2 separate regions of the Homo sapiens genome follow, and region 1 is linked to region 2. A link is an interaction called in ENCODE POLR2A ChIA-PET data of the cell type or tissue named here. Cell type or tissue: endothelial cell of umbilical vein. All regions are shown on one strand. Links, peaks and the distances in the headings refer to the core of each region. The heading gives the core; the rest is flanking DNA.

Evidence for each region. ChIA-PET counts read pairs that join two places held together with the same protein. Peaks named below come from ENCODE experiments on the same cell type or tissue, not always from the same donor. Only the 100,000 strongest peaks of a DNase experiment are listed, where the experiment ranks them.
Region 1: POLR2A ChIA-PET joins it to region 2 with 5 read pairs; 2 of 35 experiments call an interaction of 5 or more read pairs at or near these places.

The regions. Positions count from the first base shown.
Region 1 is chr1:39,058,869-39,069,821 of GRCh38, forward strand. It overlaps LOC124904088 (a long non-coding RNA gene), which reads left to right. Exons shown (of 3, transcript XR_007065970.1): 3 at 2,973-3,005. Among named protein-coding and RNA genes, the nearest start is that of NDUFS5, 38 kb to the left of the region's middle. RefSeq lists a silencer at 6,294-6,586. In endothelial cell of umbilical vein, for the core only: no CTCF peak of the experiment used is centred there; a DNase peak (open chromatin) is centred at 5,003.
Region 2 is chr1:39,856,598-39,867,550 of GRCh38, forward strand. It overlaps TRIT1 (tRNA isopentenyltransferase 1), which reads right to left. Exons shown (of 11, transcript NM_017646.6): 2 at 680-820. Among named protein-coding and RNA genes, the nearest start is that of MYCL-AS1, 21 kb to the right of the region's middle. In endothelial cell of umbilical vein, for the core only: no CTCF peak of the experiment used is centred there; no DNase peak of the experiment used is centred there.

The DNA of each region.
Region 1 (10,953 bases), core at 3,395-7,394, 800 kb before region 2:
ATTGGTGGATGGAAAGACACATCAATCAATGGAAGACAATAGAGGACCCAGAAATACCCCATGCAATACAGTGGAGGAAGGATAGTTTTGTCAACAAATGGTACTGAAGCAAATTGATGTTCATAGGAAAAAACAAAAAACAACTCCACAGAAATTGGCTTTCTGTGATCTGATACAGCCTGCCTAGAAGCAGAAGTTCTGGCTGCCCATCACACTGTTTTTAGTAAACCTAGAGTTTTATTTGAAATATTGAGTCTGGCCCAGGCGCGGTGGCTCACGCCTGTAATCCCAGCACTTTGGGAGGCCGAGGCAGGTGGATCATGCGGTCAGGAGATCGAGACCATCCTGGCTAACACGGTGAAACACCCTCTCTACTAAAAATACAAAAAATTAGCCAAGTGTGGTGGCGGGCGCCTGTAGTCCCAGCTACTTGGGAGGCTGAGGCAGGAGAATCACTTGAACCCGGGAGGCGGAGGGTGCAGTGAGCCAAGATCGTACCACTGCACTCCAGCCTGGATAACAGAGCAAGATTCTGTTAAAAAAAAAAAATTATAAAAGATGGAAAAGATGGAGAGCCACCAAGGAAGCAATAATTCTGCATCTAGACTGCCTTCAGACTTGTTCAGACTTGAACTGCAACATCAACTCTTCCCTGGGTCTTTAGCTTGCTGGCCAGTTCTGCAGATTCAGATTTGCCAGCCCCCACAATAAGACAATTCCTTTAATTGCCTTAGTTCTGATGAATACAGAGATCTAGGCTGGGTGCAGCGGCTCATGCTTGTAATCCTAGCACTTTGGGAGGCTGAGACAGGCGGATCACTTGAGGCCAGGAGTCCAAGACCAGCCTGACCAACATGACAATACCCCATCTCTGCTAAAAATACAAAAAAATTAGCCAGATATGGTGGCATGCAACTGTAATCCCAGCTATTCTTGAGGCTGAGGTACAAGAATCATTTGAACCCAGGAGGCAGAGGTTGCATGAATGCTGCTGAAAAAAAAAAAAAGTAAAATAAAAATGTAAAAGTGACCATTAAAAAAAAAAGCAACCAACCTAAACCTCATGCCTTATACAAAAATTAACTTAAAATGGAACAGGTTTAAATGTAAACTGTAAAGTTATAAGATGTTTAGAAGACAAGATAGAAGAAAATCATCAGGACCTAGGAGTCTTTCCCCAGGGCTCAGGGAAAAGTTCTCAGACATGATGCCAAAAGCAAGAACCATAAAAGAAAAAATATATACATAATTGGACTTCATCAAAATTACAAACTTTTGCTCTGTGAAAGACCCCATTAAGAGGATGAAAAGACAAACTACAAAGTGAGAGAAAATATTTGCAAACCATATATCTGACAAAGGACTTATATTTAGAATATATATAAAGAACACTCAAGGCCGGGCATTGTGGCTCACTCCTGTAATACCAGCACATTGGGAGGCCAAGGCAGGCAGATCACTTGAGGCCGGGAGTTTGAGACCAGCCTGGCCAATATGGTAAAACCCAATCTCTGCTAAAAATACAAAAATTAGCTGGGCACGGTTGTGCATGCCTGTAATCCCAGCTATTCAAGAGGCTGAGGCACGAGAATCACCTGAACCCAGGAGGCAGAGGTTGCAGGGAGCCGAGATTGCACCACTGCACTCCAGCCTGGGCTACAGAGCTAGACTCTGTCTCAAAAAAAAAAAAAAAAAAAAAGGTTGGGCGTGGTGGCTCAGGCCTGGAATCCCAGCATTTTGGGAGGCCGAGGCGGGCGGATCACGAGGTCAGGAGATTGAGACCATCCTGGCTAACACGGTGAAACCCCATCTCTACTAAAAATACAAAAAAATTAGCTGGGTGTGGTGGCAGGTGCTTGTGGTCCCAGCTACTCAGGAGGCTGAGGCGGGAGAATGACATGAATCTGGGAGGCGGAGCTTGCAGCGAGAGCCACTGCATTCCAGTCCAGCCTGGGTGGCAGAGCAAGACTCTGTCTCAAAAAAAAAACAACAAAACAAAACAAAACAAAACACTCAAATCTCAACAGTAAGAAAAACACCAGATAATCCCATTAGAAAATGTGCAAAAAAAAAAAAAACTTAAGATATTTCCCCAAAGAGAATATACAGAAGGCAAATAAACACGTGAAAGAATGTTAACATAACTATCCATTAGGAAAATTAAGACCATGATGAGATACCATTACATACTTGTGAGAATAGCTAAAATAAAAAAATAGGGCCAGGCGTGGTGGCTCGTGCCTGTAATCCCAGCACTTTGGGAGGCTGAGGCAGGCAGATCACTTGAGTCCAGGAGTTGGAGACCAGTCTGGCCAACATAGTGAAACCCTGTCTCTACTAAAAATACAAAAATTAGCTTGGCATGATGGTGGTGCACACCTGTAATACCAGCTACTTGGGAGGCTGAGATAGGAGAATTGCTTGAACCTGGGAGGTGGAGGCTGCAGTGAGCCGAGATCATGACACTGTACTGCAGCCGGGGTGACAGAGTGAGACTCTGTCTCAAAAAATAATAATAAAATAAAAAAAATAATAAAACAGAATACCACATGCTAGAGGATGTGGACAATTGAATCTTTTTTTTTTTTTTTTTTTTTCTGAGATAGAGTCTTGCTCTGTCACCCAGGCTGGAGTGCAGTGGCACGATCTTGGCTCACTGCAACCTCCGCCTCCTGGGTTGAAGCAATTCTCCTGCCTCAGCCTCCCAACTAGCTGGGATTACAGGCATGCGCCACCACACTTGGCTAATTTTTGTATTTTTAGTAGAGATGGGTTTCACCATATTGGCCAGGCTGGTCTCGAACTCATGACCTCGTGATCTGCCCGCCTCAGCCTTCCAAAGTGCTGGTATTACAGGCGTGAGCCACCATGCCCGGCCAACAATTGAATCTTTCATACATTACTGTTGGGAATGTAAAATGGAATAGCCACTCTGTAAGCTAATTTTGTATTTTCATTTATTTATTTTTAAGAGACAAAAACTTGGAGTGCACTGGTGCCATCATAGCTTACTGCAGCCTCCAACTCCTGGGCTCCAGCAATCCTTCCACCTCACCCCACCGAGTAGCTGGGACTACAGGTGTGCACCCCAAAGTCTGGCTAATTTTTTAATTTTTAATTTTTGTACACATAGGGCCTAATTACGTTGCCCAGGCTGGTCTTGAACTCCTGAGCTCAAATGATCCTCCTGCCTTGGCCTCCCAGTGTGCTGGGATTACAGGCATGAATCACCATGCCCGGCCCTACTATTTGCTTTAAACACTAAACATTCCCTTACCATATGACCCAGAAATTTTCCTACTTGGCATTTATCCCAGATAAATGAAAACTTATGTTCACACGAAAGCCTGTACATGATTTTTCATAACACATTTATTTGTAATAGCCAAAACCTGGAAACAACCAAAATGACCATCAAATAGATGAATGGCTAAATAAACCATGATATATCCATATCACATGTATCGAGTTAAATGGGAGCCCCCCAAAAGACATGTACATATATTAACTCCTGAACCTATGAATGTGACGTTCGAAAATAGCGTCTTTGAAGCCGGGCGCGGTGGCTCACGCTTGTAATCCCAGCACTTTGGGAGGCCTAGGTGGGCAGATCACCTGAGGTCGGGAGTTCGAGACCAGCCTGACCAACTTGGAGAAACCCCGTCTCCACTAAAAATACAAAATTAGCCCGGTGTTATGGCACATGCCTGTAATCCCAGCTACTCAGGCTGGGCAGGAGAATCACTTGAACCCAGGAGGCAAAGGTTGTGATGAGCCGAGATCGCGCCATTGCACTCCAGCCTGTGCAACAAGAGCAAAACTCCATCTCGAAAAAAAAAAAATTAAAAATAGGGTCTTTGCAGCTGTGATTAAGTTAAGGATCTCGAGATGATATCAACCTAGATTATCTGGGTGGGCCCTAAATCCAATGACAAGTGTCTTTTTTTCCCCAAGCAATCAATCCTCTTGTTGCTGGGACCACAGGCATCTGCCACCACACCTGGCTGAATTTTTTTTTTTTTTTGAGACAAAGTCTCCCTGACATCCAGGCTGGAGTCCAGTGGTGCTATCTGGGCTCATTGCAACCTCCGCCTCCCAGGTTCAAGCAATTCTCATGCCTCAGCCTCCCGAGTAGCTGGGATTACAGGTGTTCCCCACCATGCCCGGCTAATTTTTGTATTTTTAGTAGAGACGGGGTTTTGCCATGTTGGCCATGCTGGTCTTGAACTCCTGGCCAGAAATTATTCGCTGCCCTCAGCCTCCCAAAGTGCTGGGATTACAGGCGTGGGCCACCATGCCCAGCCAACATTTGACTAATTTTTTAAAAAATTTTTTGTAGGGACAGGTCTCACTATGTTGCCCAGACTGTTCTCAAACTCCTGGGCTCAAATGATCCTCCCGCCTTTTCCTCCCAAAGTGCTGGGATTACAAAGGTGAGCCACGTCACTCAGCCAATAAGTGTCCTTTTAAGAGACAGGAGAGGAGAAGGCACAGACATAGGGAAGACCATGTGATTGGAGCGATGCCCTTACAAGCCAAGGAATGGCTGGAACCAACAAAACAGAACCTAGCAAGGAAGCATTCTCCCCTCGAGGCTTCAGGGGGAGCATGGCCCCGCTGACACCTGGGTTTCAGACTTCTGGCTTCCAGAACTATCAGAGAATAAATGTCCGTTGCTTTAAGCCACAGACCGAGTTTGTTGTGATTGGTTATGGCAGTTCTAGGAAACAAATATACCATGGGATCCTACTTAGTAATAAAAAGGAACAAACTTGATACAGCAGCAACTTAGCTGGATCTCAAGGGCTGAGTGAGAAAAGCCATCTGAAAAGGTCACATACTGTATAGTTCCACTTACGAAACATTCTTAAAAAGACAAAATTATAAAGATGGAAAATAGTGCTTGCCAGGTGTTAGGGATGGTGGGGGACAGTGTAACTATAAAGGAATATCTCCCTGCACAAAGAAGGGAGATCTTTGTGGTGATATATTTATCTTGGTTGCAGTGGTGCTTACAGGAATATAAACGTGATAAAATGACGTAGAACTATGTATTCATATCAGACCAGAGTACATTTCCTGCTTTTGATATTGTGTTGTAATTATGGAAGAGGCAGCCATCGGAGGAAACTGGGTGAAGGCTATGTGGAACTTTTCTGCACTATCTTTGCACTTCCTGTGCATTTACAATTATTTCAAAATAAGAAGTCAAAAGTTAATTTGAATAAGGGAGCTGGGTGCAGTCGCTCATGCGTGTAATTCCAGCACTTTGGGAGGTTCAGGTGGGAGGATCGTTTGAGTCCAGGAGTTCAAGACCAGCCTGGGCAATAAAGTGAGAACCCATTTCTATTTAAAAAAAAAAAAAAAAAGACCGGGCACCGTGGCTCACGCCTATAATCCCAGCACTTTGGGAGGCTGAGGCGGGTGGATCACAAGGTCAGGAGTTTGAGACCAGCCTGGCCAATATGGTGAAACCCCATCTGTACTGAAAAACAAAAAATTAACTGGGCATGGTGGGGCGCGCCTGTAGTCCCAGCTACTCAGGAGGCTGAAGCAGGAGAATTGCTTGAACCTGGGAGGTGGAGGTTGCAGTGAGCCAAGATCACACCACTGCACTCCAGCCTGTGCAACAGAGTCAGACTCCATCCCCTTTAAAAGACAAAAAAAAAAAAGGCCACAGTGGCTCACACCTGTAATCCCAGCACTTTGGGAGGCCGAGGGAGGCAGATCATGAGGTCAAGAGTTCGAGACCAGCCTGGCCAACGTGGTGAAACCCCGTCTCTACTAAGAATACAAAAACTCGGCAGGGTGCCGTGGCTCACACCTGTAATCCCAACACTTTGGGAGGCCAAGGCAGGCGGATCACGAGGTCAGGAGACCGAGACCATCCTGGCCAACATGGTGAAACCCTGTCTCTACTAAAAATACAAAAAAATTAGCTGTGCGTGGTGGCGTGTGCCTGTAATCCCAGCTAGTCAGGAGGCTGAGGCAGGAGAATTGCTTAAACCAGGAAGTCAGAAGTTGCAGTAAGCCGAGATTGCGCCATTACACTCCAGCCTGGTGACAGAGTGAGACTCTGTCTCAAAAAAAAAAAAAAAAAAATACAAAAATTAGCCGTGTGTGGTGGTGGCGCATGCCTGTAATCCCAGCTACTCAGGAGGCTGAGGCAGGAGAATTGCTTGAACCCGGGAGGCGGAGGTTGCAGTGAGCCCAGATCATGCCACTGCACTCCAGCCTGGAGAACAGAGCAAGACTCTATCTTGAAAGGAAAAAAAAAAAAGAAGGAACTTTTTGGGATGATGAATATGTTCTATGTTTCATGGGTAAATACAACTCTCAAAACTCATCCAACTAGACCGTTAATGTGGGTGCATGTTCTTGCATGTAAATTACACCTCAGTAAAAAAAAATTTTTTATACAAAAATTAGCCAGGCACGGTGGGGCACCTGTAATCCCAGCTACTTGGGAGGCTGAGGCAGGAGAATCGCCTGAACCCAGAAGGCGGAGGTTGCAGTGAGCCAAGATCGCTCCACTGCACCCTAGCCTGGCCGACAGAGCAATACTCCGTCTCAAAAAAAAAAAAAATTTAGTTAAAATAAAAACAACAACAAAAGTAAGAGGAGCAAACAAAATGTATCAATTTCAGCCGAGGTTTTCTAGGGCAAACACTAGAATATTGTACCTTTTGCTACCTGATACCTTATCAATCAATATATATTACTGAGCACTTCGATGCAAGGATTCCATCACCTCCCCAACATGTGATATAGAATAGAAGCAGGTAAATGTTTACTAAATGAAGGTACACAGCGGGCTTTTGGAGAGGAAATAGACTCTGGCCTCCAGCCATGGAATAATTTATACTGTCTCTTGCTAACATACCTGGAGCCGTTTCCTCATTTTGTGATCCAAAGAGTAAACATGTAAAACCAGCCAATCTTAGGTTATATTCTTGCCATCCTAGAGAGTAAGTGCTCCAGGACATCAGAGTAAGAAGTCTGGACCAGGGGCAATTCTCTTTGTATAATGTGGATTATTGTTTATGTTCCTATCTTGTTTCCCTGTTAGACTGTGAGCTGGAGAGTTTGCACTTTTATGTGTCGTTCTAACACTCTCAGTCCTTACAGTTCACTGAACCCAGCAGCCAGTCAAAAATCTTTGCCACTGTTGAATTGTAATGCTGTACGTTCAGGGGAATACATTGCTATTTATTAAATGAAGGAGAACTTTCAAATTTAAGAAGAGATTGTTTTGCATGCTGAAGACAGTAGGTATTATAAAATACTTAAATGGGAGCCTTTCCCACCCCAGAACAACCTACTTAGCATTAGATAAATTTACTATTTAAAGTAGCCAAAGACCACTTCTAGAAATAGAACCTAAAGAAATAATAGCAAATGCATGTAGAGAAAAAAAAGCTAAAAGAAATCTTTGTAAAAAAACAAAACAACAACAACAAAAAAGCGCATTTAGAAGATTTGTTGCAGCATTGTTTGTTTGTTTTGAGACAGGGTCTCACTCTGGCGTCCAGGCGGGAGTGCAGTGGTGAGGTCTCGGCTCACTGCAACCTCTGCCTCCTGGGTTCCAGAGATTCTCGAGCCTCAGCGTCCCAAGTAGCTGGGATTACAGGCATGCGCCACCAAGCCCAGCTAATTTTTGAATTTATTTATTTATTTATTTTTATTCTTATTTTTTTTTGAGACAGACTCTTGCTCTGTCACCCAGGCTGGAGTGCAGTGGCGTGATCTTGGCTCACTGCAACCTCTGCCTCTTGGGTTCAAGTGATTCTCCTGCCTCAGCCTCCTGAGTAACTGTGATTACAGGCGCCCCCTATCACGCCCAGCTAATTTTTGTATTTTTAGTAGAGATGGGGTTTCACCATATTGGGCAGGCTGGTCTCAAACTCCTGACCTTGTAATCCATCCGCCTCAGCCTCCCAAAGTGCTGGGATTACAGGCATAAGCCACTGAGCCTGGCGTAATTTTTGTATTTATAGTAGAGATGGGGTTTCACCATGTTGGCCAGGCTGGCCTGGAACTCCTGACCTCAAGCGATCCGCCCTCCTCGGCCTCCCAAAGTGCTGGGATTACAGGTGTGAGCCACTACAGCTGTCCAAAATGCACACCAGATTTTGAGAATTTTGTTCATGAAAAAGTACTTAATTTTTTTTTTTTTTTTTGAGACAGAGTCTCGCTCTGTCGCCCAGGCGGGAGTGCAGTGGCTTGATCTCGGCTCACTGCCAGCTCCGCCTCCGGGGTCCATGCCATTCTCCTGCCTCAGCCCCCCGAGTAGCTGGGACTACAGGTGCCCACCACCACGCCCAGCTAATTTTTTGTATTTTTAGTAGAGATGGGGTTTCACCATTAGCCAGCATGGTCTCCGTCTCCTGACCTCATGATCCGCCCTCCTCAGACTCCCAAAGTGCTGGGATTACAGGCGTGAGCCACTGTGCCCAGCCAAAACTATTTAAATTTTTAAAATATTGGTTACATTTTGAGATGATAATATCTTGGATATGTTGGACACATAGGGTTGTTGTGAGGACTGAATATGCTGAGAGTTCTTATACATATCCTGCCCTCATAAACACCCAAGCTTCCTACTGTCAGCATCCCACACTACAGTGGTACATTTGTTACCGTCAATGACAGATCATTTCCATCCAAACTTCATAGTTAATGTTAAGGTTCCCTCTTAGTGTCAAGCATTCTATGGGTTTTGGCAAATGCATAACGATATCTATTCACCATGATGCTATCATACAGTGTAATTTCATTGCCCTGAAAATCGTCTGTGCTCTGCCTGTTCATTCCTCTTTCCCCTCATTCCTTGGCAGCCACTGATCTTTCCTTTTTTATACATATACTCCTAGTTTAGGAGCTGAACTCTTTTACTTTTTTCTTTTTTTTTTTTCTTGAGACAGAGTCTCACCCTGTCACCCAGGCTGGAGTGCAGTGGCGCGATCTCGGCTCACTGCAAGCTCCGCCTCCCAGGTTCACGCCACTCTGCTGCCTCAGCCTCCCGAGCAGCTGGGACTACAGGCACCCGCCACCATGCCCGGCTAATTTTTTGTATTTTTAGTAGAGACGGGGTTTCACCATGTTAGCCAGGATGGTTTCAATCTCCTGACCGCGTGATCCACCCGCCTTGGCCTCCCAAAGTGCTGGGATTACAGGCGTGAGCCACCGTGCCTGGCCTCTTTTACTTTTTTAAATGTGAATTTTAGAAAATTTTAAATTACACATGTGGGCCGGGGACAGTGGCTCATGCCTGTAATCCTAGCACTTTGGGAGGTCAAGGTGGGTGGATCACTTGAAGTCAGGGGTTTGAAAGCAGCGTGGCCAACATGACAAAACCCCGTCTCTACTGAAAATACAAAAATTAGCTGGGTGTGGTAGCGGGTGTCTGTAATCCCAGCTACTCGGGAGACTGAGGCAGGAGAATCGCTTGAACCCAGGAGACGGAGGTTGCAGTGAGCCGAGATTGCTCCACTGCACTCCAGTCTGGATGACAGAGAGAGACTCCATGTCAAAATAAATAAATAAATAAATAAATAAATAAATAAATAAATAAATAAAATAGTAGCTCTGGTTGAGGGCAGTGGCTAATGCCTGTAATCCCAGCACTTTGAGAGGCCAAGACAGGAGCATCGCTTGAGCCCAGGAGTTCAAGACCAGTTTGGGCAACATAGGGAGACCCCATCTCTACAAAAATAAAAAAATTAGCCAAGTGTAGTGGCACATGTCCATGGTCCCAACTCCTTGGGAGGTGGGAGGATCACTTGGGCCTGGGAGGTCGAGGCTGTGGTGTGTCATGATTGCATCACTGTATTCCAGCCTGGGCAACAGAGTGAGACCCTGTCTCAAAAAATAAAATAAAATAGTAACTCCCAGTGTCATGTTTTTCTATTTTATTCTTCTTCCTAACACTTATTAATAACTGCATTAGACAGAAAACAAACAGGTAAACAAATGAGCTACATGATGACAAAGTGATCAAAGTTATGAAGAAAATAAAGCAAGGCTTAAAGGAGGGGGCTACTTTGGATGGGAGGTCAAAAAGGGCCTCTTTGAGAAGGTGACTTCTAAGATGAATTTTAGGTGATGAAAATGGCACCAATCATGCAATGATTTTAGGGAATTCCAAGCAGCCAGAACAGCTTTGCAGAGTCCCAAAGTGGGACGGAAATTCACTTATTAGAGGAACAGAAAGAAGGTTTGATTTGCTAGAATCCAGTGAGCAAGGGGGTCCTGGAGCACGAGTCAGATCATTTGAACATTATGGTCCATTGAAAAGAGTGTATATTTTAGTGTAAGTGCATATTGGAACTGTGTAGGTGACATGGTTTATGGTTTTTTTTTTTTTTTTTTTTTGAGATGGAGTTTCCCTCTTGTTGCCCAGGCTGGAGTGCAATGGCTTGATCTCGGCTCACCGCAACCTCTGCCTCCTGGGTTCAAGTGATTCTCCTGCCTCTGCCTTCCAAGTAGCTGGGATTATGGGCATGCATCACCACTCCCAGCTAATTTTGTATTTTTAGTAGAGGTGGGGTTTCTTCATGTTGGTCAGGCTGGTTGCGAACTCCTGGCCTTAGGTGATCCGCCTGCCTCAGCCTCCCAAAGTGCTGGGATTACAGGCATGAGCCACGGCGCCCGGCCCTACCTTAGGTAATCCGCCCGCCTCAGTCTCCCAAAATGCTGGGATTACAAGTGTGAGCCACCGCACCCAGCCACTGATCTATGTTTTAAAGAATTCACTCTTGGCTGCAGTATGGATTGAAATGGGGGAGGGAGAAAGAATGGAAATAGGCCATTCAGAAGGCTGGTGCAGTTGTCCAGGTGATTGATGGCAGTGCTTGGACCAAGATGGTGACAGCAAGATAGAAGAAATGGGTGAATTCAGGATACATTATGGAGGCAGTTTGTCAGAACTGGCCGATAGGGATAAGAGGAATG
Region 2 (10,953 bases), core at 2,363-6,362:
TTATTATGACTTTTCAATCTTTTAATATATAGCAATCCAGATACTAAAGGCAGTCTGCATGTTAAGACATAAGGGCAATCCCCCTTATATTATTCTTTTTGCAAAAATTTCTTGGTTTTACCCAGAACTATATTTTCCAGTCCTCTCCCATCTAACAACCCCTTTGAAATTCTAACTATAACTCCATTATATTTATAGATTAACTTCGTATCTCCATTTAAAGGATAGAAAACCGAAGCTCAGTGGGGTTAAGGAAATGCTTTACCCAGTAAAATTCACATGGTAAAAAAGGCAGTTCTAGGACTGTAACACAAATTTTCTGATTCTTAAATTGGTGTTCTTATCACTAAAACAGTGCTTCTCAAATTTTAATGTGTATATAAATCACTGGGGACTCCCGTTATAATGCAGATTCTAATTCAGTAGGTCTGGAGTGGGGCCCAAGAATCAGCATTTCTAACAAGTTCCCAGAGAATGATGATGCCACAGTCTAAGGACAAGAATTTGGGTGACAAAGACACTGTATCTTTCAGTCCATAGTCTGATGGGGATGGCATCCATCAGTATTTAGGCCTTGGGTGCCCCTTCTGAGAAGAAATTGCCACTAGAAAGAAAACTTCTCTCTTGGCTTGGGCTGCTTTCACCCACCAAACCCAGCTGCTGCCTTTCCTAAGGATATCAGAGCAGTTGCTCTATTTCTGAAGTCCACCACTGTGTAATTGGTCACAAGAGGATCCACAAAGCTGATCATGTGGTGCCGGCAGATTCTCTGCTCTTGGGCAGAAACCTTGTTGGTGATGATGTCTAGGCCTTCATAGACCTAGGGGAAAGAAAATTAACATGAGAAAGTCAACCACCTCCATAAAAGATGCATACTTAATGAATAGAAATTTTGATCTATTTCTCCCTCCTGCCAAACACTTCACTGACCCAAAGCACCAGGGTAGATGTATTCTAACAAACAGCACAGCCAGATCCACGAAACCCAAAACAAAGAAAGAAGAAAATACAGCATTGGTTTTCTTATCAAATAGTAGCTATTAGCTCAGATTTAAAGGTAAGAAGGATATGTAAATACATGCCCAGAATTAGTAAAAACGAATTCTGCATGGCCAGAACTTTAAAGCACTGAAAATTGGGCAGGTTGTTTTACTTATCACAAGACTCCAGAAAGGTAACATTTGCATTCATTGCTCATAGTTCTACTTCAAAATGCTTAGGTATTTCTTGGATTTAAATAGCTCTAAAAGGTTTTCAGAATTTGTGTAAGATTGGTTCCATTTGTGGAGAAGGAGTCTACAAAAATACATATAAAACATACACATACACACTTTGAAGTCAGAACCCCTAATACTGCTGTACTCTAGTGGAAACATTGTGATCTATCAAAATTACTGCTTCAGGGGTCAGCAAGGACAATCTAAATACTCAAAGGCAATATCCTGTCTGTGAGCTCTTGATCTGCCAATTCGACTAAAAAGTTCAAGTGTACTTTTTCTAAATGCAAGGTCTCCAAGAACAGATCTGAAAATACCAGTTTGAAAATAGGGATGAATACTTTGAGATTAAATGTTCTCTGTAATCACTGATTCTACAGGGAGCACTGAATGAACAAATAATAAGTTCCGTAGAGCCCACAAAGATGTTAAAAGCATTTTTATCTCACGTTTCCCTTTACTTACACGGGTGTCAAATAAGTACAGTACAGTGTAATGGTTAGGAGGAAAGACCCTGGCGCCAGGCTGCCTCAGCTCATTTCCTAGCTCTACCACTTACTAGTTATTCGTAGTTGAAGAAGTCAGTTACTAACCTCTCTGGGCCTCAATCTCTCATCAGTAAAATGAAAATAATAATATCTACCTCATAGGGTTGTTGTGGGGATTAAATGAGTTACTACTAAAAAGCACTTAGTTTTTGCCTGGCACATTTTAAGGGCCACATTGAGGGTCACTATTACCTAATTGCTATCATTATCACTACTACTATCACAATAACTAAAGGAGAAAGGGAAATAATTTTAGTGTTACTGTTTAATACTCAGAAGGCTCTATGCTCTTAGTGACTGAGGTCATTTACCAAGCAAGGATATAAGCTATCTTCAATGAAATAAAATCGGTAAACAGTAAAACAGCATATAAATAAAAAATAATGTAAATAAGAGCCATAAGGAAAGCATCAACTCTGCCTTTTTAACTCATTTAATTTGTGCCTGACAGCAGACTCACATTCTCATACCTGAAAATTAATGGAATCATAAATCATAGAGTATTCTTTTCTGTGTATCTTGAACAAGACTTCCTTCTAATGTTATACAAGGTCATATGGTTATTATACACTGGTGTCTTCTATGCACATTAAGAAAACTAAAGGGGAGGCCGGACGCAGTGGTTCATGCCGGTAATCCCAGCACTTTGAAAGGCCAAGGCAGGCGGATCACGATGTCAGGAGTTCGAGACCAGCCTGACCAACATGATGAAACCCCATCTCTACTAAAAATACACAAAAAATTAGCTGGGTGTCGTGGCGTGTGCCTATAATCCTAGCTATACTCAGGAGGCTGAGGCAGGAGAATCGCTTGAACCCAGGAGGCAGAGGTTGCAGTGAGCCAAGATCACGCCATTGCGTTCCAGCCTGGGCAACAGAGTGAGACTCGACTCCGTCTCAAAAAAAAAAAAAAAAAAAAAAAAAAAAAAAAAAAACGAAAGAGGCCAGGTGCGGAGACTCACACCTGTAATCCTAGCACTTTGGGAGGCTGAGGTGGGTGGATCACTTGAGCTCATGAGTTCAAGACCAGCCTGGGAGACATGGCTAAACTGCGGCTCTATAAAAAATGAAAAATTAGCCAGGTGTGGTGACACACACCTGTAGTTCCGCTACTGGGGAGGCTGAGGTGGGAGGATCCTTGTGCCTGGAAGGCGGAGGCTGCAGCGAGCCGAGATCATACCACTGCACTCCAGCCTGGGCAATAGAGCCAGACTTTGTCTCAAAAAAAAAAAAGAAAGAAAGAAAGAAAAGAAAACTAAAGGGAGGAAAAGAGTTAATAATAACTGTTTATTCCTCTCTCTCTCTCTTTTTCTCACAGCCCTTGGTTGGCTCTGCTGTAGCTTAGAATTCCAAATGATCCCATTTTAAAGAGCTCACATAGCAACAACTTGATTTTGCTAGTAGAGGATTTCTAAATCCTGTTAAGTATGTTACAGTAAAAAGGATTCTAAATTTTTACACTGAGATTAATGTTAATCAGTGTCAAATGCATAGCTGCAAATGTACAATTACCCACACCTCCAACAAGGACAAAATGTAAATATCTCTACCAGCACCTTCTATCAGAAACCCTAGAAGGCTAGATAAAATTTCTTCCTGTAATCTGCCTTTAGGTGTATCTTCTAGAGGCCCTTAAAATGGTGAGCTTAAACAAACGGACACATAAATATAATTCAAACAGAAGGTAACCCAGAGCTAGCTCACCTTATTTACTAAAGGAAGTGGCCTATGGTACTGCTTATGATAGATAATACAAATGCCACCAAATATCAGGAAGAAGAAAAGAGTATTAATGGTTTAAAGAAAGCAGAGCTCTTACTCATAGTTAACAAAAACTGTAACTCATAAAAGTACTAAATCTTGGTTACTAATATAAATTGTCATCTTTGGGTAGTCTGTTAACTCTTTGCCTCTTACACATTCAGATTAAAAGAAATGGGTCATAAAGATGTGGGTGATACAGACTAGACATCTGATTTACATATAATATGGTTTTATGGGTATGTTTTATAGTCGTTAACTAAATCTAAAACTGAAAACTTCTGAGCACCAAACACACAACTCGGAGGAAACGCTCACTGGAGTATTTTGGATTTTAGATTTTCAGATTTGGGATGCTCAATTGGTAAATATAATGCAAATATTACAAAATCAGAAAAAACTAGGAAACCAAAACACTTCTGGTCCCAAGCATTTTGCATAATGGATACTCAACCTGTACCACAGTACATTAAAGTACAATAAATGAAAGTATATGACTGTGACCTGCATTGCAACAATAGGGAAAGGAGAGACAAACTCTAAGTGAAACAAGATTGGCCAAGTGTTCATAATTATCGACTCTAGGTGATGGATATATGGGTAGTTCATTTCATTATTTGCCCTTCTTTCTTTATATGTTGGGAAATTTCCATGACAAAAAGTTTATTTTAAAAAAGCCGCGTGCAGTGGCTCACATCTGTAATTCCAGCACTCTGGGAGGCCGAGGCAGGCAGATCATGAGATCAGGAGTTCAAGACCAGCCTGACCAACATGGTGAAACCCCGTCTCTATTAAAAATACAAAAATCAGCCAGGCGTGGTGGCGCACGCCTGTAATCTCAGCTACTCAGGGGCTGAGGCAGGAGAATCGCTTGAACCCGGACGGCAGAAGTTGCAGTGAGCTGAGATGGTGCCACTGCACTCTAGCCTGGGCGACGGAGCAAGACTCTGTCTCAAAAAAGACATGGATGTACTTCACACTCATTATAATGGCTATTAGAAAAAGAAAAAAGAAACAGATAATAGCAAATGTTGGCAAGGATGTAGAGAAACTGGAACCCTTGTGCATTGATGAGGGGCATGTAAGATGATGCAGCTATTACGGAAAACAATATGGCAGTTTCGGGAAGGGCAAGGTGGCTCATGCCTGTAATCCCAACATTTTGGAAGACTGAGGCAGACCCAGGAGTTCAAAATCAACCTAGGCAACATAACGAGACCCGATCTCTAGAACTTAAAAACAACAACAACAACAAAAACTGGAAGAAAAACAATATGGCAGTTCCTCAAAAAATAAAACAGAATTAACATACAACTTAGCAATTCCACTTCAGGTACATACCCAAAAGAATTGAAAGCAGGGTGTTAAACAGATATTTACACATCCATGTTCACAGCAGCATTATTCACAATAGCCAAAAGATGAAGTAATTCAAGTATCCATCCACAGATAAACAGACAAACAAAATGTGGTCTACGCATACAAATGAGTATTATTCAGCCTTAAGAAAGGCAGGAAGTTGGCCGGGCGGTGGGTCGTGCCTATAATCCCAGCACTTTGGGAGACTGAGGTGGATGGATCACCTGAGGTCAGGAGTTCGAGACCAGCCTGACCAATATGGTGAAACCCTATCTCTACTAAAAATATAAAAATTAGCCAGGCGTGGTAGCAGGCACCTGTAATCCCAGCTACTCAGGAGGCTGAGACAGAAGAATTGCTTGAACCTAGGAGGCAGAGGTTGCAGTGAGCTGAGATCGCACCACTGCGCTCCAGCCTGGGCAAGAGAGCAAGGCTCTGTCTCAAAAAAAAAAAAAAAAGAAAAAGAAAAAAAGAAAGGCATGAAATTATCACACATCCTACAACATGGATAACCTTGAACATACTATGCTAAGTTAAATAAGCCAATCACAAAAGGACAAACACTGTACGATCTCATGTATATGAAGTACCTAGAGTAGTCAAATTCATAGAGACACAAAGTAGAATATTAGTTACGAGGAGCTGGGGAGAGGGGAAAATAGGGATTTATTGTTTAACTGGTACAGAGTTTCATTTTAAGAAAATAAAAACCTATTGAGATGGAAGGTAGTAATGGTTGCAGAACAATGCTATTGTACTTAATGCCACTGAAATACTGAAATGGCTAAAATGGCCACCGAAATGGTTAATGGTCAATGTTATATCACAATTTAAAAAAAAAAAAAAAAAGACTTGGATGATAGCTTTTAGGCACAATAAGAAACTAGTGAATAGCAGCAATGAAATAAAATTTTCAAAATTATTAAGAGCTGGTAATGTTCTATTTCTTGTGATATTCCGTTTCTTGAATTGAAATTCAGTTGAGTTGTGGTTACACAGATATTTTAACTTTTTATTATTGTATTGAGCTGTACAGTTATTAATTATGTGTTTTTATGGGTATCCTTTATTTATCAAATAAAATCATACTGCACAGTTAAGAAGCAAAAACACAACATTTTTCACATTTGTACCAGGCATAAATATCTAAACAAACTTAGAAATTAATCAATTTTGTAAGTATCACATTTGGTCCAGAGGTTTAGGTCACATCCATGCTCTAAATGCCACAATCAGGCTTATTATTTTATTACCAGCCTAGAAAACATTCACATGTGAGATTTGTAGCTGAATCTCTTACACTTACCCTATTTTTCAGCTTCAATTACAGTTTCAGCATCACTCTACCTACAATCAGCCTGAATGCTGGGAAGAGCCAAAAGGATCTGTGTTATCTTTCAAAGACAGCATGCCACTCTGCTCCATTTCCCCTTCTCCCAAAGGATACTTGTGATCTGTGTGCATGGAAATGATTTGGAATGAAATGCTTTTCTCTGCACAAACCATATTTTGACAACTAAGGGACAACTGGCTTCTTTGTAAGGCCTGATGACTGAAATATTCTGAAAAATTCCAGGTTTAATCCACTTCATCAATTATCTAACATAATTGACTTATCTCTACAAACATTTACTAAGCGTCTACTATGTGTTAGGTATACTGCAACATGTTAGTTATGAAAAGAAGATTAAGAAAGTCCCATGGACGGGCATGGTGGCTCACACCTATAATCCCAGCACGTTAGAAGGCTGAGTAGGAGGATCACTTGAGACCAGGAGTTCAAGACCAGCCCGGCCAATATAGTGAGACTCCATCTCTACCAAAAATTTAAAAATTAGTTGGGTGTGGTGGCACGTGCCTCCCGGCTACTTGGGAGGCTGAGGCAGGAGGACTGCTTAGGCCCAGGAGTCCAAGGCTATAGTGAGCTAAAAAGGTGCCCCTGCACTCCAGCCTGGGCAACAGAGCAAGACCCTGTCTCTTAAAAAAAAAGAGTCCTAGTCCTCAGAGTCCAAGTTAGACACAAATAGCTGTAATTAAAGAAGATACATGATACAAGAGTGTATAACCACTAAACATTTAATGTTCTAGGCATTAAATTGGGCATTATAGAAAAATATACCACTTTGTTGCACCTCTATTGATGGTTTATTTCCACACTGAAAAAAAAAATTTGTAAAAATGGTACAACGCTGAAATAACCTGAACTCTCCAAATCAACAGAGCTGAAATGCCTGGAGGAACTAATGAAGGTAAAAGAAATCTACAACAGAGAAAAAAAAAAAGAGATATGAAAAAAAAACTATAAACAACAACAACAACAAAAGATATGGAAAAAACAAAAAACAAAAAAAGAAATCCATAACAGAGAACTAGAAGAAGAAAACCAGCAGAATCCAGACCCATGGTTCTCAATTCAAGTGATTTTGTTCACTGGGAGACATCTGGCAATGTCCAGGCTGGGGTGCAGTGGTGTGATCTCAGCTCACGGCAACCTCCACCTCCCAGGTTCAAGCAATTCTCCTGCCTCAGCCTCCCAAGTAGCTGGGATTATAGGTACCTGCCACCACGCCTGGCTAGTGCTTGTAGTAGAGACGGGGTTTTGCTATGTTGGCCAGGCTGGTCTCGAACTCCTGACCTCAGGTGATCTGCCAGCCTCGGTCTCCCAGAGTGCTGGGATTACAGGTATGAGCCACTGCACCCAGCCAGAAACATTTTTGATTGTCACAACTGCAGGGCTGGGGGTGCTACTAGCATTTAGAGGGTAGAGGCCAAGGATGCTGCTACACATCCAATGATGCACTCTGGTCTAGCCTTCAGCCCCAAACACAAAGAATTATCCATCCCCAGGCCAGGCGCGGTGGCTCATACCTGTAATCCCAGCACTTTGGGAGGCTGAGGCAGGTGGATCACGAGGTCAGGAGATCGAGACCATCCTGGCTAACACAGTGAAACCCCATCTCTACTAAAAATACAAAACATTAGCCGGGCGTGGTGGCAGGCGCCTGTAGTCCTAGCTACTCGGGAGGCTGAGGCAGGAGAATGGTGTGAACCCGGGAGGCGGAGCTTGCAGTGAGCCAAGATTGCGCCACTGCACTGACAGAGCGAGACTCTGTCTCAAAAAAAAAAAAAAAAAAAAATTATCCGGCCCCAAAATGTCAACAGTCCTGAAATTGAGAAACCCCGATCTAAAGAAATTTCACCTTGCAGATACTCCCCCCAGTTTTTTACGTGTACAGCCAAAGATCCCATCCTTTTAAGGCTCCATCCTTTTGGGCTGCCTTGCTGTAGGGTGGCCCTGAGTGTGCTAATCAGCAGCAGTGTCCGTGGCAGTGGGCAGATCCCAGAGCTCTGAGTGCTGGCTGTGATGTCCCAACATAGCTGTCTACAAGCAAAAGGAAAAGCTGCCCCCTGGTTTGGTTCCTTCCCTGCAAGTTATCTTCCACCTTTTCACTTATGTCCTTCCCATTTCAAATTAGATCCTAAAGTCCTTCAATCACTTTCTTGCCTCAATGGATTACACCTGCCTTGAAAACCACAACCTTGGATTATGGCTCAATATAATCACTGCTTGCTGCCCTCCACTGCCCTATGGATATCTTACTGAGATCATTAATGAACACTGACTGCCAAATATAACACTTTTCTACTAAGCTCTCAAAGCAAGTAATGGAAAAAGCAACAATCTGATACTATTGAGCTCTCTCCCCTTCATAATCACTCCCCTTTGGGGCTTCAAGGGCACCATTCTTTCCAGGTTTTTCTTCCTATCCCACTAGGCCTTCCTCCATCTACTTTACTGAGGCCAGCCACTGATCTATTAGCAGTATCTGTCAGGAAACAATATTGAGAAATGGCAGTCTTTATGGCATCCATCTGCCTTTTTGTATTATGAACTTTCTCTGGGTGACACCCATGGCTTCTACAACCACTGTTGTGCTGATAACTCCCAAAATCCATATCCACAATCTAGTTCTCTTTTTGTGGTGCCAGACCTGTATATTCAACTGTCTAGTGGACATTCCATCATTGAGAGGCACATAGCATATAGAAAAGTGGTTAACAGTAAGGATTCTCATCAGGCATGGTGGCTCACGCCTGTAATCCCAGCACCGTGGGTGGCTGAGGCAGGCAGATCACTGGAGCCCAAAGTTTGAGACCAGCTGGGCAACATTGTGAGACTCTGTCTCTACAAAAAAAAAAAAAAAAAAAGAAAAGAAAATTAGTCAGGCATGGTGGTGTGCACCTGTAGTCCCAACTACTCAGGAGGCTAAGATGGGAGGGTCATTTGAGCCCAAGAGGGTGAGCTGCAGTGGGCCATAATTGCACCACTACACTCCAGCCTGGGCAGCACAACGAGACAAGAAAGAAAGGAAAGAAGAGAGTGATAAAGGAAAGAAGAGAGTGATAAAGGAAAGAAAAGAAAAAGAAAGGAAGGAAGGGAGGGAAGGAATGAAAGGAAAAAGAAAGAAAAGAAGAAAAGGAAAGAAAGAAGGAAAAGGAAAAGAAAGAAAGGGAGGAAAGAAAGGGAAGGAAAAGAAAAGAAAGAAAAGAAAAGAAAAGAAAAAGAAAAGAAAGGGAAGAGGGAGAGAGGGAGGGAGGGAAGGAAAGAAGAAAGGAAGGAAGGAAGGAAGGAAGGAAGGAAGGAGGAAGGTCAAGTTTTTCTTCTGGAACCTCAAGTTTCTCACATCTAACATCTCTTCTAGTTCTTTTTTTTAGACAGAGTCTCTGTCTCCCAGGCTAGAGTGCAGTGGCATGATTTTGGCTCACTGCAACCTCCCCCTCCCAGGTTCAAGCGATTCTCCTATCTGAGCCTCCCAAGTAGCTGGGATTATAGGCACCTGTCACCACGCCCAGCTAATTTCTTCTAGTTTTAATAGTCCAAGCTTCGGGAGAAAAGATAGTTTTAGCATAGGTAGATGAAAGGAAAAATTATTTTCTTAAAGATGTTGACACTCACTGGGAAGTTGATTTTCCTTTAGACAAATTCAACTGAAGAGATGTTGAAGAGTACGGGAAAGGCTGATTTCTTGACTCACTTTACTTTTTTAATTAAAAGAAAACTTTTTTTAAACATAACTTCAGTAGGTTAGGACTAATAAGTTTGCTGCAGGAACATCAAGGCAATTACTCTTTTCAACTCTGGCAGAAATTCAACTGTAGATATGCTGAATAAACTGGACACATTAAGATGCTCAGAAAGCAGGAGAAGGCCAGGCACAGTGGCTCACACCTGTAATCCCAACACCTTGGGAGGCCAAGATAGGAGGATCGCTTGAGCTCAGGAGTTTGAAACCAGCCTAGGCAACACAAAGACCCCATGTCTACAAAAAAAACAAAACAAAAACAAAAAAACAGTTTTAATCAGCCAGGCATGGTGGCACGTGCCTATAGTTCTAGCTGCTCAGGAGACTGAGGTGGGAGGACTGCTTGAGCCAGGAGGTCAGGGCTGCTGTGAGCCATGATTGCACCACTGCACTCCAGCCTGAAGTGAGACACTGTCTCAAAAAATAAAATAAAAAAGCAGGAGAATCTGTGCCTGATCTGTTGAGTCAGTGTGATGAGACTCATGGTTTGGAATTTATAGTGCAGATTATGGCTTTTATTCTTTCCTACGGCTCTTCTCTTTAAGGGAAAAGGGACCAGAATCATATAAGGCCATAGTTTTCTTCTTTTGTTTTTTTGAGATGGAGTTTCGCTCTTGTTGCCCTTGCTGAAGTGCAGTGGCACAATCTCGGCTCACCGCAACCTCCACCTCCTGGGTTCAAGTGATTCTCCTGCCTCAGCCTCCCGAGTGGCTGGGATTATAGGCATCCACCACCATGCCTGGCTAATTTTGTATTTTTAGTAGAGACGGGGTTTCTCCATGTTGGTCAGGCTAGTCTCGAACTCCCAACCTCAGGTGATCCGCCCGCCTTGGCTTCCCAAAGTGCTGGGATTACAGGGGTGAGCCACTGCGCCTGGCCAAGGCCATAGTTTTCAAACTGAGATGTGTATAACATACATGTGATACATTCTTCTGAAGTATCAATCTTACTAGGTAGCAGAAAAAAAAAATTGAAACATTTTTAC